Linked DNA regions of Homo sapiens: region 1 is linked to region 2. A link is a loop called in an ENCODE intact Hi-C map of the cell type or tissue named here. Cell type or tissue: PC-3. All regions are shown on one strand. Each heading gives the region's core, and the rest is flanking DNA. Links, peaks and the distances in the headings are about the cores only. Region 1 overlaps STEAP1B (STEAP family member 1B). Region 2 overlaps RAPGEF5 (Rap guanine nucleotide exchange factor 5).

Region 1 (4,398 bases), core at 190-4,189, 130 kb after region 2:
ATGCTGTTCATGGGCAAAGGAAGTGAGTGGATCCCATTTGGCCAAGGGCAATTCTCCAGAGAATGAGAGCAGCTGGAAGCTGCAGACAGCCAATATTCAATCAGAGTGGGGCCTCTCTGGGGTCAGCTCTGACAGTTGTGGATGCTGTCATCCACAACCTCTCCCCACCCTACACACACTCCTACTAGCAATCCTCAGGCCTTTCATAAGTCAACAGCAGTTTATGAGTGGCTTTGAACTGGGGAGACATCCCTGGATCTTGTCTCAGGTCCCTGGGAATAGATTTGTAAGTAGGGCTTCCAAAAATAAAATGAGGTGCACCTTGTCCATTGACTGCCAGATCTGTGCCGCCAGCACATCATCCCACCAACTTTGGTTTGCTCTGGGTATTTCTGAGAGCTGGATGGGGCATTTTCTTTCCATGCTTCTAGGACAGTCTTTGTTTCACCAGGATGGAAAAGGGGTAGGGAGAGAAGTTTTGGCCCACGTCACCTTCTTCCAAGCAGAACAAACTGTCTAGGAAAAAATGTCAACCGACTCTATACCTCACACTGAGGATACAGGACAAAATTAACCCTACTCATTCTGTCATCTGGGAGAAAAAGTCACCTTAGAAAAGAAAAAAAAAATCGCCAGTGTTTTGTTTTGCTATGTTTAACAGATCGTTATTCCACATATGGATGAGGGGTACAGGCATACGTTCATTTTTACTCAGATTACAAAAACAGGAAACGTGGAAGTTGCCTATGGGCATGACTCAAGGGGCACTGAGCTGGCCTTTCTGTCCCCAACACAGGCATTCCTCGTTTTCTGCTACAAGTATTGCATTTTGTTTTTGGTTTTGTTTTTTTAACAAATTGGATGTTTGTGGCAAGCCTCTGTCAAGCAAGTCTATTAGTGTCATTTTCTCAACAACATGTGCTCACTTCATGTCTTGTCGCATTTTGGTGATTCAATATTTCAAAATTTTTCATTATCATTATTGTATCTGTGATGGTGATCTGTCATCAGTGATCTTTGATGTTACTACCGTAATTGTTTTGGGATACCACAACTCTGCCTTTCACTTAAAGGCTGAGAGGCTATTTAGGGTTACTAACTGGCCTAATTTCAGTGTTGGATCTTGGAATAGGGAGAGGCAGAGAGACACGAAATGGCTGGTCGGTGGAGCAGTCAGAACAAACATTTATTAAGTTCACTGTCTCATACAGGTGTGATTCATGGTGTCCCCAGTTACAATAGTAACAAAGATCACTCAAAGTTTGTTAGAAGATCAAACTAGCCACTACATTCTCTTAAGCCAAAGCCTAATCCAGAGCAAGGCCCTAAAGTTCTTCAGGTCTGTGAAAGCTGAGAGAGGTGAGGAAGCTGCAGAAAAGCTGGCAGCTACCAGGTTGGTTCATGAGGTTTAACAAAAAATGCCATCTCCATAACGTAGAAGTGCAAGGTGAAGCAGCAAGTACTGATGGAGAAGCTGTAGTGAGTTACTCAGAATATCTAGCTAGGATCATTGAAGCAGGTGGCTACACTAAGCAGAATTTCAATGTAGACAAAAATAGCCCTCTTGGAAGATGCCATCTAGGAGAAGTTCATGCCTGCCTCCAAAGCTACAAAGGACAGGCTGATTCTTGTTAGGGGTTAATGCAGCTGGTGACTGTAAGTGGAAGCGAATGCACATTTATCATTCTGAAAATCCTGGGGTCCTTCAGAATTATGCTAAATCTACTCAGCCTGTGCTCTAGACATGGCACAAAACCTGGATGACAACACATCTGTTTACAGCATGATTTACTGCACATTTTAAGCCCACTGTTGAGACCTACTGCTCATAATAAAGATGTCTTTCAAAATATTACCCTCATTGACAATGCACCTGGTCACCCAAGAGCTCAGATGGAGATGCAAGGAGACGAATGTTTTGTTTTGTTTTGTTTTTCACACCTGCTAATACCATATTCATTCTGCAGCCCATAAATCAAGGAGTCATTTCAACTTTCAAGTCTTATTTTTTGAAGTATATTTTATAAGGCCAGAGATGCCATAGGTAATGATTCCTCTTAATGGATCTGGGCAAAGTCAATTGAGAATCTTCTGGAAAGATTTACCATTTTAGATGCCATTAAAAATATTTGTGATTTGTGGAAAGAAATCAACATTATCAACATTCATAGGAGTTTAGAAGAAGTTGATTCCAGTCCTCATGGATGACTTTGAGGGGTTCAAGACTTCAGTGGAAAAAGTCAATGCAGATGTATAGAAATAGCAGCAAGAGAACTGGAATTCTGAGTACAGCCTGAAGCTGTGACTGAGTTGCTGCAATTTCATGATAAAACTTGAACAAGTGAGGAGTTGCTTTTCATAGATGATCAAAGAAAGTGGTTTCTTGAGATGAAATCTATTCCTGGAGAAGACGCTGTGAAGATTGTTACAATGACAAAAGATTTAGAATATCACATAAACTTAGCTGATGAAGCAGTAGCAGGATCTGAGAGGATTGATTCCAATTCTTAAAGAAATTCTACTGTGGGTAAAATGCCATCAAACAGCATCACATGCCACAGAGAAATCTTTCCTGAAAGGAAGAGCCCATTGATGTGGCAAACTTCATTACTGTCTTATTTTAAGAAATTGCCACAGCCACCTAGCCTTTAGCAACCTCCACCCTAATCAGTCAGCAGCCATCAACATTGAAGCAAGACCTCCACCAGCAAAAAGATGACTCACTGAAAGCTCAGATGATTATCAGCATTTTTTTAGCAATAAAGTATTTTAAATTAAGATATGTACATTTTTTAGACATGATGTTATTGTACACTTAATAGACTATAGTGTAGTATGAACAACTTTTTTATTTTTTTAGAGATAGGTTCTCACTCTGTTGCTAAGGCTAGAGTGCAGTGGCATGATCATAGCTCACTGCAGCCTCAAACTCCTGACTTCAAATGATTCTCTCACCTTGGCCTCCCAAATAGCTAAATATAACTTTTATATGCACTGGGAAACAAAAAAATCATGCAACTCACTTTATTCCAATAGCCTGGAAACAAACTAGCAATATGTCCAAGGTATGCCTGTATATTTCTCTACATAGTTTGCGTGAAATTCCACCATGAGAAATTCCTTCAAGTCAGTGATTCTGAACTGGAGATGAGTCTGCCTCTGGCTTCCCCTTGTTAAAATAGATTGCTGAGCCCAACCCAGAGTTTGATTCAAGAGGAACCCAAGAACTGTATTTCTAACAGGTTTCCAGAGGATGCTGATGCTGCTGGTTTGGGGACTCCACTTTAAGAACCACCGGTTAAGAGGCCTGAATGAGATAATACACGTACACAGCTATTAGTATACTGCCTGGCATACGTAAGCCTGCCACACTCAGTGGTTCTCAAACTCGGTTGCACATTAAGATTACCTGGAGAGCTTATAAAAATCCCAGTGCCCATTCTGCACCTCAGACCAATTACAGCAGAATCCCAGGGGCAAGGGCACACATCGTTGCTTTTTGAAGCTCCCCAGGTGATTTCATTGTACAGTCATGGCTTAGAGGCACTGCCTTAGAGGTGGTTTAGAGAGAAAGTCGCTTGCGTTCACAGAACACTAATTTCTAACAGCCGCTGAAGGAAACTGACTAGAAAGGACCAGACATCCCATTGGCACTGTGGAGTATAGTTCTGTGTCTGGAAGGCCAAATAAACCTGCCTGGCCTTTCATGAAAGGACCAAAGCCAGAGGCAGAATACAGTTTAAGAGAGTTATTGCAAACAAGGCCCTGAGGCCTTTGCTTCTACTTCATCCTCCTTTGCACCTCCTCTGAACCAGCCTGGCTTTGTCGCCTTAAACTTCCTCCTATGCCAACCCTCTCAGAGGGATTCCTAAATGCTCCCTTCTCCAGGCCTCACCCACTCACTTTTCTGCAGTCTACAGCTTGATTCTTCCCTCCTGAAGTGATACTTGTTTTCAGAAAAGCCCCTCTGGTCCTGACCAGTTCTCATCTTCTCCTGTGCCTGTCCCTCTACCTCAGGCAATCTCCACATCCCTTCCTGCCCACCTTTCACCCTGCCAAGGGGTCATCCTGCTAAACCACATGTCAACTGCCCTCACTCCCTCTCAGGCAAGTCCTTCAGGGGCTCCCTCCCTTCCTTTCTAGCCACACTGGCCACTAGCCCTTCCTGGTGGATCCTGTTTCAGGGCCTTCACTCAGGCTGCCCTGGGGATGATGACATCCCACACTCTCGGACTCCTGGCTCAGCCTTCTCAGCTCACTCAGTGCTTTCCCCAGGAAGGTGTCCGTAAAGCTGTACTCCCCACCCTAAAGGCCAGGGTATGATGAAGGCTGTCACTATAAATGTTAAGAGACATCCTAACAAGTATTGCTTTGTCTTTTCACATAGATAGAGGAAGG
Region 2 (4,398 bases), core at 115-4,114:
CTTCCAACTTCCTAATCTCAAGTTGCTTAAATATCAAGCATGTTACCATCAGAAACATAAATCCTGGGTTACAAGGAACTCATTCTACCTCTTCCAGTTTTTCATACAGGCCAGAAAAGGAGCTTGCATGCCTTATAAATCTCCAAGTAGATGTGTACTATGGAGCTGAGAAAACAATGACTTCTAGGATGAGTCATCCCAAACCTTCATGTTTCTTGTCCAATGGCTGGTATTGCTGGGAGATGGCTGACAGCTACTCTGCTCAAGCCATGGCCAAAGCTTCTGAGTAAAGACTGATCCCTTCTCATGAAGACAGAGGGTACATTGGTGGTTACCAGAGGCCAGGAAGGGTAGTGGAGAGGAGGGGATGAAGAGAGTTTGATTAACAGGTACAAATATACACTTAGATATAAGTGATGGATTGGGTACGGTGGCTCACGCCTGTAATCCCAAAACTTTTGGAGGGCAAGGCATGCGGATCACTTGAGGCCAGGAGTTTGAGACCAGCCTGGCCAACGTGGCAAAACCCCATCTCTACTAAAAATACAAAAATTAGCCAGGTGTGGTGGCACATGCCTGTAATCCCAGGTACTTGGGAGGGAGGCTGAGGCACAAGAATCGCTTGAACCCAGAGGTGGACGTTGCATGAGCCAAAATGGTGCCACCGTACTCCAGGCTGGGTGAAAGAGCAAGACTCTGCCTAAAAGAAAAAAAAAAAAAAAAGCAATAAGACCCAGTGTTCCACAGATCAGTAGGGGCCAAGAACAGTGGCTCACACCTGTAATCCCAGCACTTTGGGAGGCTGAGGCAGGCGGATCACTTGAGGTCAGGAGTTCAAGACCAGCCTGGCCAACGTGGTGAAACCCTGTCTCTACTAAAAATACAAAAATTAGCCAGGCATGGTAGTGGATGCCTGTAATCCCAGCTACTCAGGAGGCTGAGGCAGGAGAACCACTTGAACCCAAGAGGTAGAGGTTGCAGTGGGCTGAGATCCCACCAATACATTCCAACCTGGGCGATAGAGTGAGACTCCATCCAAAAAAAAAAAAAAAAAAAAGGGTGACTATAATTTAACATTAATTGATTGTGCATTTCATTTCAAAGTAGCTTCAAGAGAATAATTTAAATGTTCCTAAAGAAAAGAAAAATATTTAAGGTGATCAATATCCCAATTACCCTTGATTATATTAATGTATCAAATTATCACATGTACCCTGAAAATATGTATCAATAAAAATAAATAAATGACTGATCCTGGAAGCCATTACTGAAGAGAGTGGAAAGAGAATGAGTTGTGCTTTACACTAAGACTTGAAATGTTTCCTGCATCCATTGTTTCAATATACCATATGTTGTTATCCTTTCAAAGTTTTAGACACGATATTGCAGACAGGCTACAGTCTTTGAAATCAGGTAGTTCTGGGCTCCATTCTTTCTCTGCTATTTCCTACATGGTTAGCCATGGGAAAGCTTTTAACCTCTCTGGATTGTAATTTCCTCATAGGTGAAAATACCTCTTCCCTTCAGGGGACTCTGGAGGTTTCAATCTGAAGAAGACCTACCACAGTGGCATCTGTGGATTTTCCCTTGTCCGTACCCATTAACGAATGATTTACCATAATAATGATTTGCCACAACAAATTAAGTCATTGATTTTTACTATTTTATCTTCATATAAAATCTTATGATCTCTCAAAAAGTACTTCCAGATCATATATCATTACTGGAATTATCTATACTCCTAACAAAGATTGTTATGCAGTATTGAGGCAAAAAAAAATCACAAGCGCTCAAAGTCACTACCAATGACTTATTTCCTACCTTTCCATCTATTGCTAGCTACACAAGTTGCCAATTACTGCCACATCAACTTAAGAGAAAGTGCAAGTATGAAATGAAGCCTATTTGTTATGGTATCAGTATTTAGACGCTACCTAAAATACTCACTATATGTTGGGATATCATGTGCTTTTAAAAAATAGAATCCAACATTGCATATGAAAGCAAAAATGTTTGTGTCTAGATTTCTATAAATATGTCCATGAAAGTCCTTTTGCATAGAGTAAGCATCCTGCCAGGGACATAACTATTTAAGTTCCAATGTACCCAACACTTTATATTCTATTCATGGAAAAACCTGATCCACTGTGTATGTCATTACAGAGGAAGACACTGAGGCTCAGAATGCTCAGAGAATAACTAATGCAAAGATAATAAGTGATAGCACTGGGATTCAAACCCACTCTGAAGCCACAGCCTGTGTCTTTTCCTGGGATCTAATTATGTCACCAAAGTGTGGGGGTTGGGAGGGAAAGGAAGAAATAAGTAAATAAAATATTAACTTGCCATTGAGTTCCTTTGCTAGAATTCACACGAAATTAAATGAATCTACAGTTTCTTTTCCTTCTTCCCAAATAAATATTTTTGAAGTTGGCATCCACAGAGCTTTATTTTATCTGTAGCCATAGCTAACACAGTTTTACACCAAGGATCAGGATAGTAGTTTGTCAGCAAGCAGAGGCAGTGAAGTCAATATTTCTCAAATAAGTTCACTATGTGTCCCTCATATCTGATCTGACTCACCCTTCCTGGCAGATGCATGCCTCTCTTAATGGCCTTTATCTTCTGGCTGCCATAAGCAGATGAGAACAAAGTAAGCTGGGTGAATTCACAAGGTTTTTGGATTGACCTTGATCAAGTGAGCATGGCTGATTTTGCTTATGACACATGGATGCTGTTTTGTTTTGTATTTTAGTTGTTTGTTTGTTTGTTTGTTTTTTGTAGCAACATGGTCTTGCTTTGTTGCCCAGGCTGATCTTGAGCTATTTTTAATTTAAGTAAACATTAGTTACCTTTCGCCTATAACCACAATGCTTCTCCCCACTTCCCCTAAACCCAATATGTCAATAATAAGCTTCTGTGTGCCCAAATAAAAGTGAAAAGTCTGACATTATTAATGGCATTTATTTACCTCTCTCAGAGTGGTAAGATAATATCAGCAGGTACTATAAGGCTATCACAGTTTAGAGTAAATAGACCCTTTGCCCTCTCAATGCATTTGAGGAAAACTAAAGTTAATTCAGAGCATGGACTTGGCTCTACGGAAACAGGATACATAGATGCAAACCTCCCTTCTGGCACACACTCTGTAACCTCGGGCAAATTACACCTGTGTTTCAGTTTCTTCATCTGTGGAATGCAAATAGCAGCATCTAACTCATAGGCTCATAGGCTTGTAGTGAGAGTTGAAGTTTATATCAGAATATGCATGGTACATAATTAAGTGCTATGATGTTAGCCATTGATTTCAATTTAAACACAAAGAATAAATGACATGCTTTGCCTGTAAAATAGGTGCCTAAAACGGCGATACATTGGGCATACTGGTATATAATTTGGATCGGTTTCTATTTCTCAATCAATAAAGTCAAGTTTCTAGCAGAGGAGGGTATTGAGTCAGAGCTAAAGCACTCCAGCTTGTACAAAGGGAAAGGGATACTTTGTTCCTTTTTGAGACGGAATCATCTGGGCAAAGAAAAAGAGAGAACTTCATTCAGAGGGCTACCAGCTGTTCTTCCCAGTTTCTCAATTTTGAAGAGCACAGGCCATAAGAACCCTGGCTAGTGAAGGGTGGTTAAAGAGAATTAGGCCCTTCTGATGACCAATCCAAAAGCTGGGAATCACTGAAGGTCTTTGGTGAGCAATTTGGCACAACTGGTGAATCATTCTGGCTGCTGTAAATGAAACAGATACCAAGACGTTGAAGACAGTGGCAGAGGCTGCAGAAAACATCACAGCAGCCAAAGCCCAAAATAAGTCAGTCCCAGCATTTTGACAGTATATACAGAAAAAGGGAATAGCTGTTATCAGTTCTTTTATTAGGGGGAAAATATCAGTCTTAGAAACAACCTGATGAGAAAGACTTAAAAAGATACAAAAAAGTAAGGTAGGAGGCTTAAGACCAAGGGAAAAATAATGCAACCACTAAGAAAGGTAAAAGATGGGGAAATGAACGATTGTCAGTTTAAAAAAAAAAAATTCATCAATGCTCCTTGGGAAAATGGCTGATTTCAGGGTTTCAGGTCGGGAGCAGCAGACTATGGACAAGATGCACTTAGAATATCTTGCGTCAGAAAAGTAAGAAAGGTATTTGAGTTTACTGGCCATTTAAAAAGTATACAGGAGACAAAGATAAACCAAGCACCAAAAAGGATATTGACTGAAGTGACAGAAACAAATACATTAAGATTCATAAGTTCTTAATGACACTTAAAAAAGAAAAACTCACTGGTTCTCACTGGAGATTGTTAAAGCACCAAATCATTACTCTGATAGTTGGTAAAAGGAAAAAATTAAGACTTTTCCCTGTCTATCCTGCACATTGTGAATTTCAGGAGA

What was found. Peaks named below come from ENCODE experiments on the same cell type or tissue, not always from the same donor. Only the 100,000 strongest peaks of a DNase experiment are listed, where the experiment ranks them.
Region 1: it touches region 2 in a loop (6-fold over the local background); 9 of 110 quality-filtered maps call a loop at or near these places.

The regions. Positions count from the first base shown.
Region 1 is chr7:22,482,648-22,487,045 of GRCh38, forward strand. The region is part of intron 4 of STEAP1B (STEAP family member 1B); the gene reads right to left. Among named protein-coding and RNA genes, the nearest start is that of STEAP1B, 15 kb to the right of the region's middle. In PC-3, for the core only: no CTCF peak of the experiment used is centred there; no DNase peak of the experiment used is centred there.
Region 2 is chr7:22,348,386-22,352,783 of GRCh38, forward strand. The region is part of intron 1 of RAPGEF5 (Rap guanine nucleotide exchange factor 5); the gene reads right to left. Among named protein-coding and RNA genes, the nearest start is that of RAPGEF5, 6.6 kb to the right of the region's middle. RefSeq lists a silencer at 2,467-2,596 and enhancers at 3,387-3,496, 3,787-3,836. In PC-3, for the core only: no CTCF peak of the experiment used is centred there; DNase peaks (open chromatin) are centred at 176 and 2,586; H3K4me3 peaks cover 665 bases; H3K27ac peaks cover 1,560 bases.